Linked DNA regions of Homo sapiens: all the other regions are linked to region 3. The links are chromatin loops, found by intact Hi-C in ENCODE. Cell type or tissue: ascending aorta. All regions are shown on one strand. Region 1 has its middle 32 kb from the start of BAIAP2L1. Region 2 has its middle 43 kb from the start of TMEM130. Region 3 holds the start of NPTX2 (neuronal pentraxin 2).

Evidence for each region. Hi-C counts contacts between places; a loop is a spot of excess contacts. Peaks named below come from ENCODE experiments on the same cell type or tissue, not always from the same donor. Only the 100,000 strongest peaks of a DNase experiment are listed, where the experiment ranks them.
Region 1: a loop joins it to region 3, with 4 times the contacts of the local background. A loop is called at or near these places in 6 of 110 quality-filtered maps.
Region 2: it touches region 3 in a loop (7-fold over the local background); 6 of 110 quality-filtered maps call a loop at or near these places.

The regions. Positions count from the first base shown.
Region 1 is chr7:98,428,844-98,436,843 of GRCh38, forward strand. No RefSeq gene overlaps it. Among named protein-coding and RNA genes, the nearest start is that of BAIAP2L1, 32 kb to the left of the region's middle. In ascending aorta, a CTCF peak has its summit at 4,630 (motif pointing right); a DNase peak (open chromatin) is centred at 4,648.
Region 2 is chr7:98,823,166-98,831,165 of GRCh38, forward strand. No RefSeq gene overlaps it. Among named protein-coding and RNA genes, the nearest start is that of TMEM130, 43 kb to the right of the region's middle. RefSeq lists an enhancer at 2,977-3,552. In ascending aorta, a CTCF peak has its summit at 3,873; a DNase peak (open chromatin) is centred at 3,766; H3K4me3 peaks cover 356 bases; H3K27ac peaks cover 3,398 bases.
Region 3 is chr7:98,612,933-98,620,932 of GRCh38, forward strand. It overlaps NPTX2 (neuronal pentraxin 2), which reads left to right and starts at 4,353. Exons shown (of 5, transcript NM_002523.3): 1 at 4,353-4,955; 2 at 6,711-6,927. The coding sequence starts at 4,530. RefSeq lists an enhancer at 5,181-5,807. In ascending aorta, a CTCF peak has its summit at 4,662; DNase peaks (open chromatin) are centred at 3,652, 4,289 and 4,696; H3K4me3 peaks cover 3,807 bases; H3K27ac peaks cover 1,338 bases.

The DNA of each region.
Region 1 (8,000 bases), 180 kb before region 3:
CAGGCTCCTGTTTTTATAAGTCCATCAATATTGGTCTTTCCAATCAATTTCTTTTTTAAACTTAAATTTATTTAGAGGGGAAACAGTTTAAATAATGTATAGTGTGTGTGAATTCATGGGTTCGCTATTTTCCTAAGGTACACTAAAATCAATTCAGAAGTATTTAAAAAAATAGGATGGGGCCGGGCATGGTGGCTCACGCCTGTAATCCCAGCATTTTGGGAGGCCGAGGTGGGAGGACCACCAGAGGTCAGGAGTTCGAGATCAGCCTGGCCAACATGGTGAAACCCCATCTCTACTAAAAATACAAAAACTAGCTGAGCAAGGTGGTGGGTGCCTGTAATCTCAGCTACTTGGGAGGCCGAGGCAGGAGAATCACTTGAACCTGGGAGGCGGAGATTGCAGTGAGCCGAGATCACATCTCTGCACTCTAGCCTGGGCAACAGAGCCAGACTCCATCTCAAAAAAAAAAAAAAAAAGGTATAGTATGTTGCCCTAAAACTATCTCTTTCACCCCATGTTGCCTATGGAGCAGTGGTGGGGGGCTCTGTCCTGGGGGATAGTTCTGCACTGGGCTGCTCCCAGCCCTTGGAAGTAGATTAACTAGGCTGAATGGAGGAGGAGCCCCAGCCACAGTGAGATACGCATGTCAATGAGTCAGCAGAGAGAAGAGGAAGACTCCCCCCAGTTAAAGAGAAAATGAGGCTGGCGGGGCGCGGTGGGTCACGCCTGTAATCCCAGCACTTTGGGAGGCTAAGGCAGGCGGATCACCTGAGGTCATGTGTTTGAGACCAGCCTGGACAACATGGTGAAACCCTGTCTCTACTAAAAATACAAAAATTAGCCGGGCGTGGTGGTGGGTGCCTGTAATTGTAGCTACGCGGGAGGCTGAGGCAGGAGAATCGCTTGAACCTAGGAGGTGGAGGTTGCAGTGAGCCGAGATCATGCCATTGCACTCCAGCCTGGCCAACAAGAGCAAAACTCGTCTCAAAAAATAAATAAATAAATAAAAATTAAAAAAATAAAGAGACAATGAAGCGAGGTGGGAATACTTTTGCTGAAACACACGCAAGGAAGTCTTGATGAATGGTTGCCGAGCAGGGATGTTAAGAAAGATCTTCAGGAAGCGTGGGGTCAGGACTCATCACAGTCACGTGGTCACCATTAGAGACTAGCTCACCCCAACTCTTTCTTGTTGTGATGTAGAAATGACAGGTTGGTTTGGCCAGGCACGTGGCTCACGCCTTTAATCCCAGGACTTTGGGAGGCCGAGGCGGGCGGATCACAAGGTCAGGAGATCGAGATCATCCTGGCTAACACGGTGAAACACTGTCTCTACTAAAAACACAAAAAATTAGCCGGGTGTGGTGGTGGGCACCTGTAGTCCCAGCTACTCGGGAGGCTGAGGCAGGAGAATGGCGTGAACCTGGGAGGCGGAGCTTGCAATGAGCTGAGATCGTGCCACTGCACTCCAGCCTAGGGACAGAGAGAGACTCTGTCTCAAAAAAAAGAAAAAAAAAAGAAATGACAGGTTGGTTTCCAACAGTCTTTCCAATGGAAATCCAACAGTAATTGCAATTGGCTTTTATTTTATTATTATTATTTATTATTATTTTTTGAGACAGAGTCTTGCTCTGTCTCCCAAGCTGGAATGTAGAGGCACGATCTCGGCTCACTGCAACCTCTGCCTCCCAAATTTAAGTGATTCTCCCGCCTCAGCCTCCCGAGTAGCTGGAATTACAGGTGCCCGCCACCACGCCCAGCTAATTTTACATAACTGGCTTTTAGAACAGTGGTTCTCAGCTGCAAACCCTGAATCTGTAGATTCATCATCACCTGGGAGCTGATTAGAAATGCAAATTCGTTTTTATTTTTTGAGACAGAGTCTTGCTCTGTTGCCCAGGCTGGAGTGTAGTAGTGCAATCTCAGCCCACTGCAAACTCCACCCGCTGGGCTCAAGTGATCCTCCTACCTCAGCTTCCCAAGTAGCTGGGACTCCAGGCGCGCACTACCACGCCCAGCTAATTTTTGTATTTTTTTTGTAGAGACGGGGTCTCGCCATGTTGCCCAGGCTGGTCTTGAACTTCTGGGTTCAAGCGATCCTCCCACCTCGGCCTCCCAAAGTGCTGGGATTACAGGTGTGAGCCACTGTGCCTGACCAAAAATGCAGATTCTTGAGCCCTATCCCAGAGGTATGGACCTCCAGAGAATATAATGGGTGCTAACGTTGAGAACTACTCTTCTAGAAGAAACCCTGTTGTTGCACAGTAAACAGAGGGTGAACAGCAAGGAGACCTGAGATCTAGTCACAGATCTGTAGCCAATTAGCTGTGACCGCAGACCAGAGCCAAATTGCTGTCACCTGGAACCTGGGAACAGGCTTGGGTCTGAGCAAAAGTTCCCAGCCTAGAATCACCTGGGTACCTTTTTCTTTTCTTTTTCTTTCTTTTTTGAGACAGGGTCTCACTTTGTTACCCAGGCTAGAGTACAGTGGTACAATCTCAGCTCACCACAACCTCTGCCTCCCGGGTTCAGGTGATTCTCCCACCTCAATCTCCCAAGTAGCTGGGACTGCAGGCACACGCCACTATACCTGGCTAATTTTTGTATTTTTAGTTGAGTCGGGGTTTTGCCATGTTGGCCAGGTTGGTCTTGAACTCCTGACCTCAAGTGATCTGTCTGCCTCAGCCTCCCAAAGTGCTGGGATTACAGGTGTGAGCCACTGCACCTGGCCTCTGGGTAGCTTTTTGAATTCTGATGCTGCTACACCAGAGTCCATACTTTATGATTCAATTTATGTTAAGTTGTAGAACAGGCTGAAACTAATTTATAACAGGAATAATCAGATCGGTGGTTGCCTGATTGGCAGGTGGGAGTGGATCGACTGAGAAGGTATACAGGGGAAGTTGTGGGATGATGGTGATGTCCTGTCTTGATGGAAATATGGGTTATATGGGTGCATGCATTTGTTAGAATTTATTGAGTGGTATACATAAGATTTGTACATTTTACTATATTCATTACAAATTTTATTTTTGTAGAGACAGGGGTTTCACTGTGTTGCCCATGATGGTCTTGAACTCCTGAACTCAAGTGATCCTCCTGCCTTGGCCTCCCAAAGTGCTGGGATTACATGAGCCACCATGCCTAGCCTAGAATATTTGATTCTTTTCTTTTATGCTATGTTATTATTTAAAGCCATGATTTAGATGATGCTCTGTCTCTGGTCTGGATTGCAAGTTTATTCATTGGAAAAATATGATCCATATTGCAACATGATCTTCAGGAACACATCGAAGCAAAAAGGAAGAGACTTATGTGCTTTCTGTCTTTTTTTCTGAGACAGTCTCGCTCTGAGTGTAGTGGTGCCATCTCGGCTCACTGCAATCTCTGCCTCCCGGGTTCAAGTGATTCTCCCACCTCAGCCTCCTGAGTAGCTGGGATTACAGGTGTGTACCACCATGCCCAGCTAATTTTTGTATTTTTAGTAGAAACAGGGTTTCACCATATTGCTCGGGCTGATCTCGAATTCCTGAACTCAAGTGATCCACCCGCCTTGGCCTCCCAAAGTGCTGGGATTACAGGAGTGAGCCACCGTGCCTGACCTATATGCATATTTTATATCTAAAGAAAAAAGGACTATAAATAAATATGAGAGTCTTGTTATAATATGTGTGCTGAAGTGTTTAGGGGTGAAATGTGCTACTGCCACAATTCATTTTGAAATGCCTCAAAATTGAATGGTTTGAGGGATGGATGGTTGAATAGATTATATGATAAACTGAGCATAATGAAATGTTAATTGTAGAATTCAGGGGTGGGTATATGGATGTTCACTGCAAAATTCTTTCAACTTTTCATTAAGTTTGAACATTTCCTAAAAATTTTTAATTCTTTTTTTTTTTTTTTTGAGACAGAGTCTCGCTCTGTCGCCCAGGCTGGAGTGCAGTGGCGTGATCTCTGCTCACTGCAAGCTCTGGTTCCCAGGTTCATACCATTCTCATGCCTCATAATTCATTTATTTTTTAGAGACAGGGTCTCTCTCTGTCTCCCAGGCTGGAGTGCAGCGATGTGATCCTAGTTCACTGCAGCCTTGAACTCCTGGGATCAAGGGAAGCTCCCTTCTCAGCCTCCCAGGAAGCTGGGACTACAGGTGCGCTCCACCACATTTGGCTAATTACCCAGGCTGGTCTCAAACTCTTGTCCTCAAGCGATCCTCCCACCTCGGCCTCCCAAAGTGTTAGGATTACAGGTGTAAGCCCCACACCTCAAAAGTTTTTATAAGAAAACACTGAAGGGAAATTCTGAAGCTGAGACTCTACACTTACATCTGTTAATGAGATCTTTCCTCAATTAAATATTCTACAATTGGGGGTTGGTACATTTCTCTGTCAAAGGCAACAGTTTTTAAGCCATTCATGTACACATGTTCCTGGGAAAAGTGACACTGTGGGAGATTGTTGGTTTTTTTTTTACCCCTGAAAATTAACTTATTGGGGAATAGGTTCATGATCTCTCCACAGGTTCCAATAATGAGGGGAGACCTGGGTTCTGCACCTGGCCTTGTTGTCGTGGTTACTGTTGCTTTCAGGAGATGGCACCAGGTGTGTCTCGACTTGTACTTGCTTTAGCCAAATATGGCCACCAGGAGGAGCAGTCACCCCACAGTTGCCTGGAGCACCCACACTCTTCAAACTCACGGCTTGAAATGTCACCTGTGGCCGTCTGAGGTCATCCATCGTTATTTTCTTTCTTTCTTTCTTTCTTTCTTTCTTTCTTTCTTTCTTTCTTTCTTTCTTTCTTTCTTTCTTTCTTTCTTTCCTTCTTTCTTTCTTTCATTCTTTCTTTCTCTTTCTTTCTTTCTTTCCTTTCTTTCTCTTTTCTTTCTCTTTCCCTCCCTCCCTCCCTCCCTCCCTCCTTCCTTTCTTCTTTTCTTCCACTCTCTCTTTCTTTCTTCCCTCCCCTCCCCTCCCCTCCCTTTCCCTTCCCTTCCTGACAGAGTTTCGCTCTTGTTGCCCAGGCTGGAGTGCAGTGGCCGGATCTCAGCTCACTGCAACCTCCACCTCCCAGGTTCAAGCGATTTTCCTGCCTCAGCCTCCCAAGTAGCTGGAATTACAGGCACCTGGCACCATGCCTGGCTAATTTTTGTATTTTTAGTAGAGACGGGGTTTCCCCATGTTGGCCAGGCTGGTCTCAAACTCTTGACCTCAGGTGATCCACCAGCCTCGGCCTCCCAAAGTGCTGGGATTACAGGCGTGAGCCAACATGCCCGGCCATCCACGGCTATTTTCATCATGCCTGGCTTTCCCCTTGTTGGTTCAGTCACCCTCAAAGGACAGAGCCTCTGTGCCATGGGCCCTCCCCCGAGATCTGTGCATTGCCTAATGTGACTGGACCCTCCTCCTCACCCCCCATCCTGCCCCAGCTCCTCTGATGACATCATCGGCTCTGGAGCCGCCACTCAGTCTCGTGCAGGAGGGTCCGCTCCCTCTGACCACGCTGGTCCCTCAGGACCCCACTTCCCCCGGCACTGTCTGGTGCAGGGACTCTTTCTCCTTTTATACCCCATGTACCACAGAAGCTAAGGTAGGGTCCATATCCTCCATGCTTCCTGTGGTCACATCCAAGATATTTCTCTTCCAAAGGCAGCAGAGTCACCTGCTGACCCTCTCGGTGACTGCTGTCTGCTGGTCTTCCGCTTGTACCTCCTCATCCATTGAGGACCTGGTCTCCTGGTTGACCGTGTTCTCCATTCTTTTTGCCGTCTTGTGCCCGAGGGCGTTCATCACCCATGTGGACAGGCCAGGCTACTCCCAGTCTCTCTGGGCACCAGGACAGCTGCAGCTCCAGTGAGCTTTTCCAATGTGCCTCTCAGCTACCCCTCCCCGCGGTCACACCTGGGACCCTTCATCACCCGGAAAGGAGACTTCAGACAGCTCCCGGCTGACCTCTCCTTTCTCGTTCCAGAACTCTCTGCTTGGCCTCAACGCCTCACTGCCACTCTCTATATGGTCATTGCCTTCCTTAATCGTGGTTCATAATTAAAATCAACTCCTGCAGGGCGAGGTGGTTCACACCTGTAATTGCAGCACTTTGGGAGGCCGAGGCAGGTGGATCACTTGAGGTCAGGAGTTCGAGACCAGCCTGGCCAACATGGCAAAACCCCATCTCTACTGAAAATATAAAAATTAGCCAGGTGTGGTGGCGGACGCCTGTAATCCCAGCTACTCGGGAATCTGAGGAGGGAGACTCGCTTGAATTTGGGAGGTTGGAGGTTGCAGTGAGCCGAGATCACACCACTGCACTCCAACCTGGGCCACAGAGGAAGACTCTGTCTCAAAACAAACAAACAAACAAAAAAAAAACTCCTTTGTATTTCTCCTGACATTGTTCCCCTCAGCAAGGGTGACACAAATGGGCCGGATCTCTTGCATCTGCACCTGGACAGTCAAGCATCACTTTATTTATTCGTCTATTTATTCATTTACTTATTTATTTATTTATTTTAGAGACAGAGTCTCACTCTGTTGCCCAGGCTGGAGTTCAGTGGTGTGAGCAGAGCTCATTGCAGCCTCCACCTCTTGGGCTCAAGCGATCCTCCCACCTCAGCCTCCCTGTGAGCTGGGATCACAGACATGCACCACACTGCGCCCAGCTAATTTTCTAATTTTCTGTAGAGATGAGGTCTTGCCATGTTGTCCAGGCTGCTCTTGAACTCCTGGCCTCAAACAATCCTCCTTACCTCAACGCCCCCAAAGTGCTGGGATTACAGGTGTGAGCCACAATATCTGGCTGCACTTTCACTTTTTTTTTTGAGACAGAGTTTCGCTCTTGTCACCCAGGCTGGAGTGCAGTGGTACGATCTTGGCTCACTGCAATGAATACATAGATGAATAAATAAAGTGAAAGTTTAGCTGAGTGTGTGCTTTCCCAGTGGGGCTTGGCTGTCCAGATGCAGATGCAATAGATCCAGCTCGTTCATGTCACTCTTGCTGGGGGGAACCATTTAAGGGTTCAAGCCATTCTCCTGCCTCAGCCTCCTGAGTAGCTGTGATTACAGGTGCCCGCCACCACGCCTGGCTAATTTTTATATTTTAAGTAGAGATGGGGTTTCACCATGTTGGCCAGGCTGGTCTCGAACTACTGACCCCAGGTGATCCACCCACTTCGGCCTCTCATAGTGCTGGGATTACAGGCGTGAGCCACCGTGCTCGGCCTGGCTGGGCTTTCACTTTAATTTCACAGACTTCAAATGGGCTGCCCGGCAACCCCTCTACATTCCCCCAGGAAGTTTGCAACAGCGATTTCATACTTCCTGTCTCTCTCCTCAAACTTCCTGTGCTTCCTCCCCTCCCTCCCTTCTGCTCAGCTGAAGCTTACATCTCTAATGTTATTAGAAGCCATCAGAGTGAATGCTCTTATCTTCCCACCACCCACCGGCTGTGTCTGTTCCTTCCACTGTCACTGTGTAATAATTGCCCTTCTGGGGCTGGATATGGTGGCTCATGCCTGTAATCCCAGCACTTTGGGAGGCTGAGGCGGGAGGACTGCTTGAGGCCAAGAGCTCAAGACCAGCCTGGGCAACATAGTGAGACTCCATCTCTACAAAAAAGTTTAAAAATTAGCAAGGGGCCAGGTGCCGTGGCTCATGACTGTAATCCCAGGACTTTGGACAGCCGAGGTGGGAGGATTACCTGAGGTCAGGAGTTCAAGACCAGCCTGGCCAATACCATGAGACCCCATCTCTACAAAAATACAAAAATTAGCAGGGTGCGGTGGCTTGCACCTGTAATTCCAGCTACTTGGGAGGCTGAGGCAGGAGGATCACTTGAACCTTAGAGGTGGTCCTTTGTGGTCTGCACCAAAGAGCTTCCCCAGAAGAGTGATCTACTGGTAAACCCGTACCCGCTTCTCACTCCAAAAATGGCGACTTGTAGCATTCTGCTGACTTTTTTTTTTTTTTTTTTTGAGATAGTCTCCCTCTGTCGCCCAGGCTAGAG
Region 2 (8,000 bases), 210 kb after region 3:
ATCGCTTGAACCCGGGAGGCAGAGATTGCAGTGAACCGAGATTGCACCACTGCACTCCTGCCTGTGCGACGGAATGAGGCTCCGTTAAAAAAAAAAAGAGTGCATTGAGTGCCTGCTGTATGGCAGGCCCTGGACTGGAACCTTTCCTAGATGCTCTTTTGCATAATCCCCCTCCTGACAATACTAGAAGGAAGGTGCTCACATGCCCATTTTGCAGATGTGGACACTGAGGTGCTGAGAGGTTTTAGTATCTTGTTTGAGGTCCCTTGACTTGTGTGTAGTAAAGAATTAACCTTATCCTAGGCCAGGTGCAGTGGCTTACGCCTGGAATCCCAGCATTTTGGGAGGCCAAGGTGGGAGGATTACTTGAGGCCAGGAGTTTGAGACCAGCCTAGGCAACATAGCAAGATATCATCACTACAAAAAAAATTTAAAAATCAGTCAGACATGGTGGTGGACCTGTAGTCCCAGCTACCCAGGAGGCTGAGGCAGGAGGATTGCTTGAGCCCAGGAGTTGGAGGCTGCAGTGAGCTCTGATCACACCACTGTACTCCAGCCTGGGTGACAGAGTGAGACTCCATCTCAAAAAATAAACAATTAATTTAAAAATAAAAATAAAAGATGGCCAGGCACGGTGGCTCACGCCTGTAATCCCAGCACTTTGGGAGGCCGAGGCAGGTGGATCACTTGAGGCCAGGAGTTCGAGACCAACCTGGTCAACAGGGTGAAACCCTGTCTGTACTAAAAATACAAAGATTAGCCGGGCGTGGTCACGGGTGCCTGTAATCCCAGCTACTCAGGAGACTGAGGTGGGAGGATTGCTTAAGCCTGGGAGGTGGAGGCTGCAGTGAGCCAAGATTGCACCACTGCACTCCAACCTGGGTGACAGAGCGAGACTCTGTGTCAAAAATTAATTAATTAATTAAAATAAAAAATAAAAATAAAAAAAGAATTAACTTTATCCAAAGAGTGGTATGGCTTTTACCACCAGCTCCCGGGAGGTGAGCTCTAAGCCCTTAGAACATCCTGTCTGGTAAGAATGTCTTCGTTTACCTGGGGGCCTGGGGCTATGCAATCTAACAACGTACATGACTTATGGTGGAGGCTTTGGGCTACACAGCATCAGCTTGACCTCCAGAGGGGATGGGGATTGTCAGCCACATCAGGCATCAGCCATGTCTATATGACCAAGCCCCAGTAAAAACTGGACACCAAGGCTCAGGTGAGCTGCCCTGGTTAGCAATACTCCATGCACGTCGTCACGCATCATTGTTGGGAATGCTAGCCATGACTCCAAAGGACGGGACAACTGGAAACTCCATGTGCTGAATCCTCCTGGACTCTGCCCCCTGCATCCTTTCCCTGCGCTGATTTTTTTTTTTTTTTTTTTTGAGACAGAGTCTCACTCTGTCGCCCAGGCTGGAGAGCAATGGCGTGATCTCGGCTCACTGCAAGCTCCACCTCCCGGGTTCATGCCTTTCTCCTGCCTCAGCCTCCCGAGTAGCTGGGACTACAGGTGCCCGCCACCATGCCCGGCTAATTTTGTTTTTTTGTATTTTTAGTAGAGACGGGGTTTCACCATGTTAGCCTGGATGGTCTCGATCTCCTGACCTGGTGATCCACCCGCCTCGGCCTCCCAGAATGCTGGGATCACAGGCGTGAGCCACCGTGCCTGGCCTATTTTTAAATTTATTTTATTTTATTTTATTTTTTGAGATGGAGACTCGCTTTGATGTCCAGGCTGGAGTGCAATCTTGGTGTAATCTCGGCTCACTGCAACCTCCGCCTCCCAGGTTCCAGAGATTCTCCTGCCTCAGCCTCCCGAGTAGCTGGGACTACAAGCATGTGCCACCACCATGCCTGGCTGTCTCTTCTAGCTTCTAGTGACTGCTGGCAAATCCTTGTGTTCTTTGGCTTGTTGACCCATTGCTCCAATCCCTGTCTGTCTTGTCATATGGCTTTGTTCTCTGTGCATGTCAGTGTTCTAAGCTCTTCTTCTAAGGACACCTGTCATTGGTCTTAGAGTCTTCCCTAAATCCAAGATAATTTCACCTTGAGATTCTTAACTAATTATACCTGCACAGACCGTTGTATAGTTTGGATGTTTGTCACCTCCAAATCTCATGTTGAAACATGATTCCCCATGTTGAAGGTGGGGCCTGGTGGGAGGTGTTTGGGTCGTGGGAGTGGGTTCCTCATGAATGGCTTGGTGCCCACCCTATGGTCATGAGTGAATTCTTGCTCTATTAATTACTGTGAGATCTGATTGGTAAAAAGAGCCTGGCACCTCCTCCTCACTCTCTTGTTCCCTCTCTCGCCATGTGACCTGGCTGCTCCCACTTTGCCTTCTGCCATGATTGGAGGCTTCCTGAGGTTCTTACAAGAAGCAGACACCAGTGCTGTGCTTGCACAACCCACAGAGCCGTGAGCCAAATAAACCTCTTTTCTTCATAAATGACCCAACCTCAAGTATTCCCATATAGCAAAACAAAATGGACTAATACAGGCCAGGCGTGGTGGCTCATGCCTGTAATCCCAGCACTTTGGGAGGCCGAGGTGGGTGGATCACGAGGTCAGGAGTTCAAGACCAGCCTGGCCAAGATGGTGAACTCCTGTCTCTACTAAAAATACAAAAAACTAGCCGGGTGTGGTGGGGGTGCCTGTAGTCCCAGCTACTTGGGAGGCTGAGGCAGGGAATCCCTTGAACCCAGGAGGCAGGGCTTGCAGTGAGCCGAGTTGGCGCCATCGCACTCCAGCCTGGGTGACAGAGCAAGATTCCATCTCAAAAAAAAAAAAAAAAAAAAAAAAAAAAGTAGGGGGAAGAATGGATTAATACAACCCTGTTTCCAAATAGTTACATTCTGAGATCTGGGTGGACATAAACTTTTGAGAAGGACATTATTTAATTCACTATATAGGTGATTCCCCAAATAAAATCTCTCTTGACTTCTGATTCCAAAGGACCTGAACTAACACAACCCAGTGGGCCAGGTTCCATCCTAGGCACTGGAGCTACAAAGGTGGAGCACCCAGTCATGGCCCCTGCCCCCACAGGACAGAAGACATGGGAGTCAGGCAGGTGCTAAGGGCCAGATCTGGGAGGGAGGGAAGGAGAGAGGGAGGGAGGGAGGTGTGCTCCCCTCCACACAGCTTCCCTGCCTCCCCGCGAGGGGCTCTGGTCCCACCGCTCTTTGGAGCCAGGCCCTGGCTTCAGGGTGTACGTGCTCAGGAGGCTGCCGTGTTGATGAAAATACCACGGAGACGTCTGCAGGGTTCTTCCTCTTGCTGCTTCTCCTGTGCCCGAAATAAATGAAAAAGAGATGTTCCTGGCAGGGTCTGCGGAGAAGCTTCGTGGCAGGAATGAAAATTGGCCGCAGCATCCAAGAAATCCTCGAACGGCAAAGGGATTTCTAGGACAACACACCTCTAGGAACAGAGGATGTCGGTGGTGAGAGCTGGAGGCGGAGGCAGGCCTGCCGCCCCAGGTGTCTGCGTGTCTGCGGTCGCACCGTGGTGTGCACACCTACACAGGTGTGCGTACCTGCTGGCCGTGTGCAAGCACGGGGGCGAGTTTGGGGAACCCAGCTGAAATCACAGCACAGACTTTCTCCCACCATTGGCCCATCTGCCAGCCTCTTCCTCACCCTCAAGCCTGCCGGCCATCTGGGGTCACCTTGTCCTGCCACATTTCAACAACACTGGGCTTGGTGCCCGTCGGCTCTCCGGGGATTCTCAGCAGGCTGACACGGCTCCAGGCCCATCTGGCACTCAGTTCTGGCTCTCGCTGAATTCTCCATCTGCCCTGCTACAGGGAGTGCCCTGTGCCAGCCGTCCTTCTCGGCCAGACGTCACATCCACAGAGCTTCAGGGACTCAACGCTGCCTGTAGGCGGCTTTTTCCGGGCTCCAGCACAGCCCTGGACACCTTTAAACTGAAACAAGGCCACCTGGCCCTGGACGTCCCTCAGCCAATCCTGCCTCTGAGAGCTGTCCCTGACCCCTTCTCCTACCCCCTCAGGACCTGGTCTTAACACTCCACTTTTCATCAGAATGGCCCATCAGGGGGTTGCTAACCCCCTCCCCCACTCCCCACCCCCATCTCTAACGTAATCTTCCCCATCAGCAAGGACTATGCCCCCTTCCAGCCCTGCTCCAGGTGGCCCTCAACTTCCTCCCCTAAGACACTGGATCCCTCCATCCTCCCAGAAACAACCCAGAGGGCCTGGCATAATGGCTCATGCCTATAATCCCAGTGCTTTGGGAGGCCAAGGCAGAAGGATCATTTGAGGCCAAGAGTTCAAGACCAGCCTGGGCAACATAGTGAGACCCTCCCCCACCCATCTCTACAAAAAAGAAAAATAAATGTACCCAGACATCGTTGCATGCACCTGTAGTCCTAGCTACTTGGGAGGCTAAGGCAGGAGGATCCCTTGAGGCTGGGAGGTCAAGGCTGCAGTGAGGTACTGTCTCTAAAAAAATAAAAACGCACAACCTGGAGAGACCTGCTGGCATTTGCCTGTGTGCAAGCCCTGATCTTGAGCCGCAGTGGTGGAAATCCAGGAATCGATGAGCTGGGCATGCTGATCTGAAACTTCTGGTTTTACGGAGGGGAAACTGAGGTCAGAAAGACAATCAGCTTGCCTAAGCCATGTGGTGATCCTGGGGAACAGGAGCTCAGGTCTCCTGAGGTCTTCATTCCAGCCCATGAGTACAGTCCCTCTCAGGCACAAAGCACAGGGGCCCTTAACACCCCAGAATGCTCCGCAGACAGCTCTCTGTTACAGCTGGCGTTACAGACAGGGCCTGTTACCTCCCCTGCCTCCCTCTCCTCCTCTCCAGGTGTACCAGACCTTCGTGAGCAGACCTTAGCACCTTTTTTCTTTTAGAGACAGGGTCTTACTCTGTAGCCCAGGCTGCAGTGCACTGGTGCGATCATAGCTCACTACAGCCTGGAACTCCTGGACTCAAGTGATCCTCCCGCCTCAGCCTCCTTAGTAGGTGGGACTACAGGTGCATGCCACTATGCCCGGCTTTTTTTTTTTTTTTTTTAGACGGAGTCTCACTCTGTTGCCAGGCTGGAGTGCAGTGGCACGACGCTTTCGGCAACCTCTGCCTCCTGCGTTCAAGCGGTTCTCCTGCCTCAGCCTCCTGAGTAGCTGGGACTACAGGCATGCGCCACCATGCCCAGCTAATTTTTGTATTTTTAGTAGAGACCGGGTTTCACCATGTTGGCCAGGATGGTCTCTATCTCTTGACCTCGTGATCCACCCACCTCGGCCTCCCAAAGTGCTGGGACTACAGGTGTGAGCCACCGAGCCCGTCCTCGGCTTATTTTTAAACTTTTTGTAGACATGGGGTCTGACTATGTTGCCCAGTCTGGTCTCAAATTCCTTGCTTGAAGCGATCCTCCTATCTCAGCCTCCGAAAGTGCTGGGATGACAGGCATAAGCCACCATGCATGGCCAGACCCTAGCACCTTTCTGTCTGTCCTCTTCACTCCAGCCCTCTAAGTACCTGATATCCCCATCTTCTCCCCACTGAGGGAGGACATCTTTGCTAAAACTGGTACAGACCATTACAGGCTGAATGTTTGTGTCCAGACATTCAGTAAGTTGAATTCATATGTTGAAGCCTGACCCCTAGTGTGGCTGTATTCGGAGATGAGATCTATAAGGAGGTAATTCAGGTAAATGAGGTCATGAGTGTGGGGTCCTGATCTGATAGGATTGGTGTCCTTATAAAAGGAAGAGGATGCCAGTGCGCCTCTGCACACAGGCACCAAGGAAAGTCGTGTGAGGACATAGCGAGAAGCGGCCCTTGAGCTTGGGAAGTTGAGGCTGCAGTAAGCTATGATTGTGCCTCTGCACTCCAGCCTGGGTGACAGAGCAAGACCCTGTCTCCTAAAAGAAGGGAGAAAGGGGAGGGGAGGAGAGGGAAGGGGAGGGGAGGTGGAAGTGGGGAAGGGAAAGAAAAATCAACCCTAGAAGGGCTGGGCTCAGTGGCTCATGCCTGTAATCCCAGCTCTTTTTCGGGGGCCAAGGTGGATGGATCACTTGAGGTCAGGAGTTCAAGACCAGCCTGGCCAACACGGCAAAACCCCATTTCTACTAAAAATACAAAAAGGCTGGCGTGGTGGCACGTGCCTGTAATCCCAGCTACTCGGGAGGCTAAGGCAGGAGAATCACTTGAACCCAGGAGGCAGAGGTTGCAGTGAGCCAAGATGGTGCCACTGAACTCCAGCCTGGGCAACAAGAGCAAGACTCTGTCTCAAAAAAAAAAAAAAAAGAAATCAGTCTTAGCAGAACCTTGATCTTGGATGTCCAGCCTCCAGAACTGTGAGAAGATAAGTGTCTGCCTTTTTTTTTTTTTTTTTTTGATATGGAGTCTATTTCTATCACCCAGGCTGGAGTGCAGTGGTGCAATCGCAGCTCACTGCAACCTCCGCCTCCCAGGTTCAAGCAATTCTCCTGCCTCAGCCTCCCGCGTAGCTGGGATTGCAGGCGCCCACCACCACACCCAGCTGATTTTTGTGTTTTTAGTAGAGATGAGCTTTCACTGTGTTGGCCAGGCTGGTCTCAAACTTCTGAACTTGTGATCCACCCGCCTTGGCCTCCCAAAATGCCGGGGATTACAAGCGTGAGCCACCACACCCGGCCAAGTGTTTGCTTTTTAAGCTGCCCAGTCTATGGTATTTTGTTACGGCAGTTCCTGCACACTAAGACAAGGATTGAAACATTTACAGATTCAATGATATCAAGTCTGGGAGATGCTGCAAAACTCACAGGTGGGGAAGTGTGCAGGGTTAGCAAGAAACAGGATTGACCACAAGCTGAAAATTGGCAGGGCAAGTTGGCTCACCCCTGTAATCCCAACACTTTGGGAGGCTGAGTCGGGCGGATCACTTGCGGTCAGGAGTGTGAGACTAGCCTAGCCAACATGGTGAAACCCCATCTCTACTAAAAATACAAAAATCAGCCGAGCATGGTGGTGCACACCTGTAATCCCAGCTACTTGGGAGGGTGAGGCAGGAGAATCGCTTGAACCCGGGAGGCGGAGGTTGCAGTGAGCCGAGATCGCGCCATTGCACTCCAGCCTGGGTGACAGAGCAAGACTCCATCTCAAAAAACAAACAAAAAACAAAAACATGCTGAAAATTGCTGGTGAGTGATAAGGTCACATGGGAGGAGGCCTCTATTTTCCCTCCACGTTTGTGTGTTTGAAATGTTCTCTACTAGAAGGTTTGTAAAAATAGTATAGTGGAATGGGTCATGAAATAGCTTTGGTGGGGTCAGAACCAGCATCTTCTTAAATGAGATAGAATAAAATAGAACCATCTAAGTCCGGTGTGGTGACTCATGCCTGTAATCCCAGAACTTTGGAAGGCCAAGGCAGGAGGATCGTTTGAGGCCAGAAGTTCGAGACCTGCCTGGGCAACATAGCAAGACCCCCCCCACCCACCCCCCACATCTCTATAGACAATTTTAAAGATTAGTCGATCATGGTGGCGTGCACCTGTAGTCCCAGCTACTCAGGAGGCTGAGGTGGGAGGATGGCTTAAGCCCAGCAGGTTGGGGCTGCAGTGAGCTATGATCACAGCACTGCACTCCAGCCTGGGCCACATAGTGAGATCCCATCTATAATTTTTTTTTTTTAAAAAAGAACAGTCTAGAATAGAACACACCAGGATTCTTTCCATGTGATAATGTAAGCAATACTTTATAAACTTTTTTCAGGCGTGGGTGGGGAGGTAATGTGCTGAATGTAAAACGTACTTCTTACTGTATGATCCAAACAGCTGGAAAATCACTTCTTGTAGTTGGTTTGACCGTGGCCTCTGGAGCCAGGTTGCCTAGCTCTGGTTCTGTCAATTATTGGGTGTGTGACCTTGAACAAGTTACTAAACCTCTCTGTGCCTCAGCTCCTTCACCTTTAAAATGCCGTGAATAATCCTACCCTCATTACAGGATTGATATGGGGATGAAATAAGCTAATGGACATCAA
Region 3 (8,000 bases):
ACTGAAGCAAGAACATTTTGCTTTATCTGAGGGGCTTATATCTATTTGGGTCCCGTAGCAACACAAATTCAGAATCACTGAGATGTTAAATATTACAAATTTTTTAGTTGGGTCCAGGCACATAGTCTGGTGATATATCCCAAGTGTAGGTGTGAAACAGTTCACTTTGACTGAATCCTCTGATTAAAGCTCAATAATACCATGCTTTATCTTTTTTTTAAAAAAAAAAAAACCCACAAAGTAGTATATCTTTATCTTGCTGAGACACCAGTATATTTTCCTGAAGTTTTCATCCCTTGTCTTTCCTCTTGGGAGGCTGGCCTGTTCTTTCTTAAGTATTCTTGCCTTATTTAACTCTAAAGAATATTGCAGAAAGGGAAGAATTTTTTTCAACTTTGTTTTTAAAGGGACTTACATAATACAGGTCTAAATTCAGTGGAGAAAAGGGGAAGAAAAGGACAATTATCATCTATTGTGCACTGGCTATATGCCAAACATGTTCACTTACATTATCTCACTCAAGCCTAACAATATTTTGTAGTAAATTTAGCTTTGATTTTAGAGATGAGAAAACTGAGGCTGGGAGAGGTTAAATCATTCTCTCAAGGTAAAGTGGCAAGTCATAAAACTGGGACTGAAACTAAAGCTGTCTGACTCCAAAGCTCAAGCTCTTTCCACACTACCATGCAGTTCAATCTAGTGGGGAAAAAAATCCACTCTTGAAAGCGTCTTAGCATTTTAAGCATAAATGTGTGTTAGTAGGGATCCTCTGGAGCTTCCAAATTCTATTTTATCTGCACTGAACTTTACACACACACACACACACACACACACACACACGTCTATTTCCCCCTTCCAATTGAAATTCAGCACCGAGGACAGTTCCCGAATCATGTTTGCAGGAAGCTGTCCTTGGATTCTGTTAGAGCTCACACTCTCATTCTTGACTTCCCAAGTGGCACTGAGAAAGAGAGAAGGAAATGTAAGAAAGTATGAGATGGGATCCTCTCACACCATGGTGGAAATTAGCACATTTCCCAGAAGACCAAGATAAAAATGCATGTGAGAAGAACAAGAGAACCAAACAGATGGGGCAATAAAATGGAGGCGGAATGAGCTCATCAGGATTCCCAGCACACGGTTTAAGTCCATACTGGGCTCACAGCTGACCTGGGACCAGCCGACATAGTGAATGAGTGGGTGGTTACTATGCTGCAGCATCAGTTACACTAAGAGATTAGGTGGAGCTGATTCACTGCTGCAGATCTGCACGACTTTTCAAGTGGAGGAAAATCTGTGGGCCCTGGTCTCTGCCACTCACATAACCATCCTCATGGGTAGCATGAGTCATACATGCAGGATCTTTCAGGTAGACAAAGTTGTTGTGCTGTGAGTAAACCCAGTATGAGCTTTCGTGTTGTCGAAAGCAGGTTTTAACCACAACTACGGCGTCTCCGTGTATGAAGGTTTACCTGCTGTACTACAAAACGACCCTGCCTTTCCACATTCACCTTTGGCTACAGGTGGTTAATAACACACACAGAAAAAACAAGTTTCTGAAACGTTCCTCACACCAACAGTGATTCCTTCTTTTTCAAACTATCATGCTCTTGAGTACAGCCAAAGCACCTTTAGACAGTTGCGTCTAATCCCCTTATCTTTTTAAAATTATTATTATTATTTTGAGATGGAGTCACGCTCTGTCACCAGGCTGGAGTGCAGTGGCATGATCTTGGCTCACTGCAACCTCTGCCTCCTGGGTTCAAGCGATTCTCCTGCCTCAGCCTCCCAAGTAGCTGGGACTACAGGCGGGCGCCACCACACCCAGCTAAATTTTGTATTTTTAGTAGAGACGGGGTTTCACCATGTTGGCCAGGATGGTCTCGATCTCTTGACCTTGTGATCTGCCTGCCTCGGGCTCCCAAAGTGCTGGGATTACAGGTGTGAACCACCGTGCCCAACCCCCGCCCCTCCCTTATCTTATATGCAAGAAAACTGAAGTCCAGAGGAGAAATGACTTGCCCCAAACCACTTAGCTAGTGACAGAGTTAGAATTAGCACTAGATCCCTCATTCCTAAGCCAGCAGGCTTTTCATTGCACCAGGAAGATAAAATAAAACTGTAAATAGCATGTACTCTGTTAACTAAGCCTCTAATTATACTGCCTCCAAAGAAAATAACATTTCAAATGTCTGGGTCTTTCCATTTGAGCTTTGGCAATTTCACTGATCACTTCTCATACTGGAATCTCTTTTAAGACGTTTAGGAGTAATTATATTGGGATATATGCTATTTTTACTCTTGTACACTGCTTTCTTTGTTCAGGAGGAAATTAGAATTCTGGAAAGATACTTGATTTTGTTTAATTATTAAAGGAACAAGCTTCTACTTCAAGTAGTTGCAAATATGAATGTATCAGTCTGTGTGTCAAGAAAGGATATATGGAACAATACAGGAACGATAATACTCTATTGTCACATCCAATTAAGGGCCACCTAGGTCTACAAGTAAAGAGGAACATCAAAGCTATGAGTGAAAATGGAAAAGTCACATCGTTATCTGAATAATTTTGAAAACGTCTGGATTTGGTGCCTTATGAATCATCTGAAATGTAACAAGGCATAAAGTGCTTTGCAACCCTGTTGCCTTCATTATTGTAATTTGTGCATATGTAGGTTTATTTGAACTTTTTCGAGTTTTCATCCAGCTGAAAAAGGATGTAGGAAGAATGAGTCCAGTCAAGGTCATACTTAACAAGGTGAAACTGACACCTCCTGGGGATGCAGGCTAACAGAAACATGAGCCCATTACTCACCCCAAATCTCCCATCCATACCTTTTTCTGCTAATGAATATTCTTACCTGAACCATCATTACTTCCATTGTCCTCTGCTTTGGATACCTTGCAGACCAGGTTCCTGTCTCTCATTTTTATCCACGAAGAGATTTTCAAGAATAGAACTTTTCTTATAATTTAGCAATAATGTCCTTGAAAACCCCACAACTATTTACATAATAGAAGCTATTGTTTGAAGTGCAAAGCAGGTCAGAATTTGGTTTCTAGAGATTAATCACTGCAGTCTAGTTTATATTATCATAATAATTTCATTTATTTTGGTACAATTTGCTTTCAGAATCAACCTCGGCTTCTGCGCACAAGTGACAAATCCATTTGTTTGTGGTATAATGGATAACGTGATTAATGACCTTGCAACAGGATTTCTTAAAAACATAGAGAGGAAAAGAAATAAAGATTTCCATTTATAAATGTGCAGTAAACCAGCTCAGTCTGTAGCTGTGCACCAAAATCCCTCTGAACTTGTTTTAAGCCACAGATTTGGAGAGATTCTGAAACAAATTTGCTCCTGACTTTTGGGGGTTTCTGCTCATATCTGCTGTCTCCAAGAAGCTGAGGGCAGTGGCCTCACTTCGAGGAAGTGGTGACACTGCGGGCCCTCCTGGTTACAAGGACCGGGCACTGTTGGACCACGTGGCTCCATCATGATGACTCCAGTTAGATGTCACCCCGCCCCTGAGCTCAGGTCTTGCTGAATAAGGTCACCGCCCAGGGGGCAGTCGATGAACACGCGCGCGAGGGCTCTGCGAGTGGCCTCGTGACTTTGTCCCTAACTCCGGGTGTCCCCTCCTTCCCATCAGCGTCCGGCGCCTGGTCCTGGTCCCGGTCCCCGAGGCCCCCGGGATTCTTCCCGAGCGTTTTCCGAGTTGGCGCGGGGGGTGGAGGCGGGGCCATGGAGCGCGTCCCGGGGACCGTTGCATCCGGAGGCGGCCGTCGTGCGGCTCCTTCCCGCCTCGAGAGTGAGGTGGCCGGGCCTTGACGAGAAGGCCCACGCCTGCCGCGGGGGTGGCTCGCGATGGCAGTCGGGGTTCGAGTCCCGCCTGGGGGGCTGCTCCTGCTGGAGAAAACGCCTCCCTGAGGGCGGCGGCAAACGCGCAGCGAGGCCCCGTGCCGCGCCAGAAGCCACCCTGAGAAAGGGGCACCGGGACACCGAGGGGTTCCCACTTTCTCCTCAGCCTGTGACGCCCGCGTCCTCGGGTGGGTTCGAGGGGCGCCTGGGCACGGCCAGCCGAGGCTCTCGAGAGCCCCAGTGTCGTTTTCCACCTCAGGCCTCCTTTCCTGAGGCAGAGCCCGGGACCTCGCGCTCTCGCCTCAGGCTCCGGCCCACGCTCCCGCCCGGCCGCCAGGCGCGCAACGGAAAGCGCCCCCGCCCCGCCCCGCTCCGCCCACTGCGTGACGCGCACCCGGCCGAGCCAATCAGAGCTCGTGGCGCGCGCCCCACACGCCGGCCCCCTCCGCCCCTCAGCTTAAGAAAGGGCGCGCGGACCCGGCAGGCCAGAGTGCCGAGCAGCGCGGTGGGTGCGGCTGTGAGACGGCAGGAGACTTCTGCCCCGCGGTGCACGCGACCCTCGAGACGACAGCGCGGCTACTGCCAGCAGCGAAGGCGCCTCCCGCGGAGCGCCCCGACGGCGCCCGCTCGCCCATGCCGAGCTGAGCGCGGCAGCGGCGGCGGGATGCTGGCGCTGCTGGCCGCCAGCGTGGCGCTCGCCGTGGCCGCTGGGGCCCAGGACAGCCCGGCGCCCGGTAGCCGCTTCGTGTGCACGGCACTGCCCCCAGAGGCGGTGCACGCCGGCTGCCCGCTGCCCGCGATGCCCATGCAGGGCGGCGCGCAGAGTCCCGAGGAGGAGCTGAGGGCCGCGGTGCTGCAGCTGCGCGAGACCGTCGTGCAGCAGAAGGAGACGCTGGGCGCGCAGCGCGAGGCCATCCGCGAGCTCACGGGCAAGCTAGCGCGCTGCGAGGGGCTGGCGGGCGGCAAGGCGCGCGGCGCGGGGGCCACGGGCAAGGACACTATGGGCGACCTGCCGCGGGACCCCGGCCACGTCGTGGAGCAGCTCAGCCGCTCGCTGCAGACCCTCAAGGACCGCCTGGAGAGCCTCGAGGTAGCGGCCCGCGGGGAGCGCGGGGGACCTGGAATGGGGACGCTCCCGAGTCGGGGGCGGAAGACTCGGGAGGATGGGGAAAGGGGGCCTGGCCCTGGGGAGGGTGTGATCGTCCGTGGGGGTGAGCTGGACTTGAGGGTGAAAGGCGGGGATCTAGATCCTGCTCGGGAACTCCCCTGCGTGGTATCCCTTCCCACACCGCTGCTCTTGCTGGAAGGAAACGTTTAAATTCCACCCCCGCGCGTCGGGACTGCCAGCGGGATCCGCCGAGCACTTCCCGAGGTCCGGGCTAGCGAACCCAGACGGCCAAGCCGCGGGCGCCAAATACCCGGGGACGCGGTAGCCTCTATCCTCTTGCAAATCTCCAAATCTCCGCGAGCCGGGATGCGCTCCCGCAGGCCGTGCGGGTTGCTGCGAGGCTGCCGCGGGAGGTCAGCTGCCCCGGGCATGTGGTGTTTCTTTCTTTAAATCAGGTCAGGCTGAGCTAGAGGGGGCGGAAGTCTGGGGGCGGAGGTCGCAGGGAGGCGAGCGCAGGGGGTCACCGGCGACCCCAGAGCGCGCATTAGAGGGGCAACCTCTGGTTAACTTCAAAGACTCCCGTGTCTGCAAGTTGGACCATTTTAAGGTGCTCTTCCGGATTGCTTCAGGGGAAGGGACCTCATTCCCTTCTCTCTCTCTCTCTCCCCCCCTCCCCCCCTCCCCCTCCGTCCCCCCCCCCCGCCCCCCGCTCCCGCCTCCGTCTCATCTCTATCTCTGAAAATGCGTGCAGTTTGGAACTTTGAGAGAAAAATCTTCAATTATTTTTCATCTTTAGGCTCCACCCTTTTTAAGAAGTGTGGACACTGCTGTTAATAGCCTTTGTGAAAATACTTCTCAGCAAAACTAGGTTTAAATTACAGGTGGTAATTATTGCAAAAATGACTCTAGGGTTTCTTTTGGCGTGAGGGCTGAATACAGTATTTCCAGCATCTGTATATCCCCTGATTCATTGTGATTGCTAACAGCTAACATTTCTGGAGCACTAAATATGAGTCAGGCACATCATTTAATTTTTTAATCCTTGGAACAATGAATGGCATGAGGCAGGTCCCATTATGTGCATTTCACAATTTGGAACACTTTGTGGAGAAAGGTAAATAGCTTGCCATGAACTCATGGGTAGGCAGCCTGCCACAGCCTCCAGAACCACATGATGGTAGGGGAGAAAGAGAAATAGGAAGTGAGGATTTAGAAACAGCATTAAAAACAAAGATTGCTGGAGTTCAGAATAGCAACGTTTTAGATCTGTCATTTTCCAGAAACATCTCTGCATGCATAGTTATTTACCTTGGTGCCAGACCGGAACTTGGGGGCTGTTTTCATTTCTAGGTGAAAGCTCCTTGGCTTTGTGTAACCATCGATTTACTCTTAAAAAAGAAAAAAAATCCTGGAGCTGAGTTTTGGTCTCTACCCAACATAGAATTCTAGGCGTTGGTTAGAATATTGACTTTTTAGTAAGAGGAGAAAAACGGCTTTTTGAGAAGGGAAAATTAGATTCACAAGTTTCAAATATTGCAGCAAAGTAATTCTTATCTGACTTTGAAATCTTTTCCATACCAAAAAAGCATCAGTGAGATGCTCCCCTGCCTGCCAGTGGCAAGATTCAGGGCTTGCGTTTTGGAAGCTTCTCCCTGTGTGGTCGGGCCATCACAGCCACATTTCACAATTTCTTTTTAACTCTTTCTGTGCCCCTCCCTCCTCCCCGGTGGCTGAAAGCACCAGCTCAGAGCAAACGTGTCCAATGCTGGGCTGCCCGGCGACTTCCGCGAGGTGCTCCAGCAGCGGCTGGGGGAGCTGGAGAGGCAGCTTCTGCGCAAGGTGGCAGAGCTGGAGGACGAGAAGTCCCTGCTGCACAATGAGACCTCGGCTCACCGGCAGAAGACCGAGAGCACCCTGAACGCGCTGCTGCAGAGGGTCACCGAGCTGGAGCGAGGTGTGTGCCTGGCCTGTTTCTCTGTCTGGCAGTGGCCTGATTTTCACCACTTGTGGTCAGACATGCGATTCTGGTTGATGGACAGCAGGGATTGTGACACCACATGGGCCTGGTTCCCGAGTGTGTGAGCAAATAATAAAGGCGACTGAACAAGGTCATCTCAGGAATGAGCTGCCAGCCCCACTGGCATTATCCAGGGAAAAGTGAAAGTGTCCAGGACCAGCTTCGATAAGCAACCACACGGGCGTTTCAGTCCTTTGTTAACTAGTCCTGGCAGCGGATTCTGTGTATCTTTCTCTTCTCTGCTCACACTGTGGTGAGTAAGTTTCTCCCACAGGAGACAGAGTGGGAGGGATCAGGGGATAATTCAGATTGCGTCATCAACCCCCAAACCACTGGGTGGCTTGGGTTTGAAGTTGTAGGTTTGCCCGTAGTGGGTGTTTATAAGACTGGAATTTTCCCAGATGCACTAAGCTGATGAAGCCACTTCCCCATGACTCCGTTTCATGCATTGATAGGAGGATGCCCAATAGCAGAACATCCAATGACTTTGGCCGAGGTGGGGCAGATGGAGAAGGGGCTGGTGTTACTGTTCCATTTTACAGCCAGCATCCACAAGCCACAGGTCTCTTTCATCCCTTTCCTAGTCTCTTCCTACAGAAAAACCTATCCTTTCTTCCTGGCCCTTCTCAGAAAAAGGTGAGTATGGCTTACCTGTTAGATCTGTTAGATTCTTGAGTTTCCAAAAAATCTTCCTTTCTGTCTCCCCTCTGTTGCTGGGTGGCCTCAGGAGCCATCCCTGAAGGTAAAGCAGCCGTTGCTGTGGCCCTCCTCCCATGACAGGAGGAGGGAACGTCTAGGCACAGGTGAGCGTGGCTCCGTGGACCCAGCCTGAGCCACAGTGGATCCTCGGGACACCCAGGGCTATGGAGTTGGCACACTAAAGGTAGTTTGCCTCTCGAAAGGGGAACTGTGGAACGAGAGGAGGGCTCCATGAGAGACCTTGGTGGCTGTAAACCTCCCTCTGCACAGTGGCCAAGTTGCCATGAGGAGGTGGGTAAATAGCAGAATAG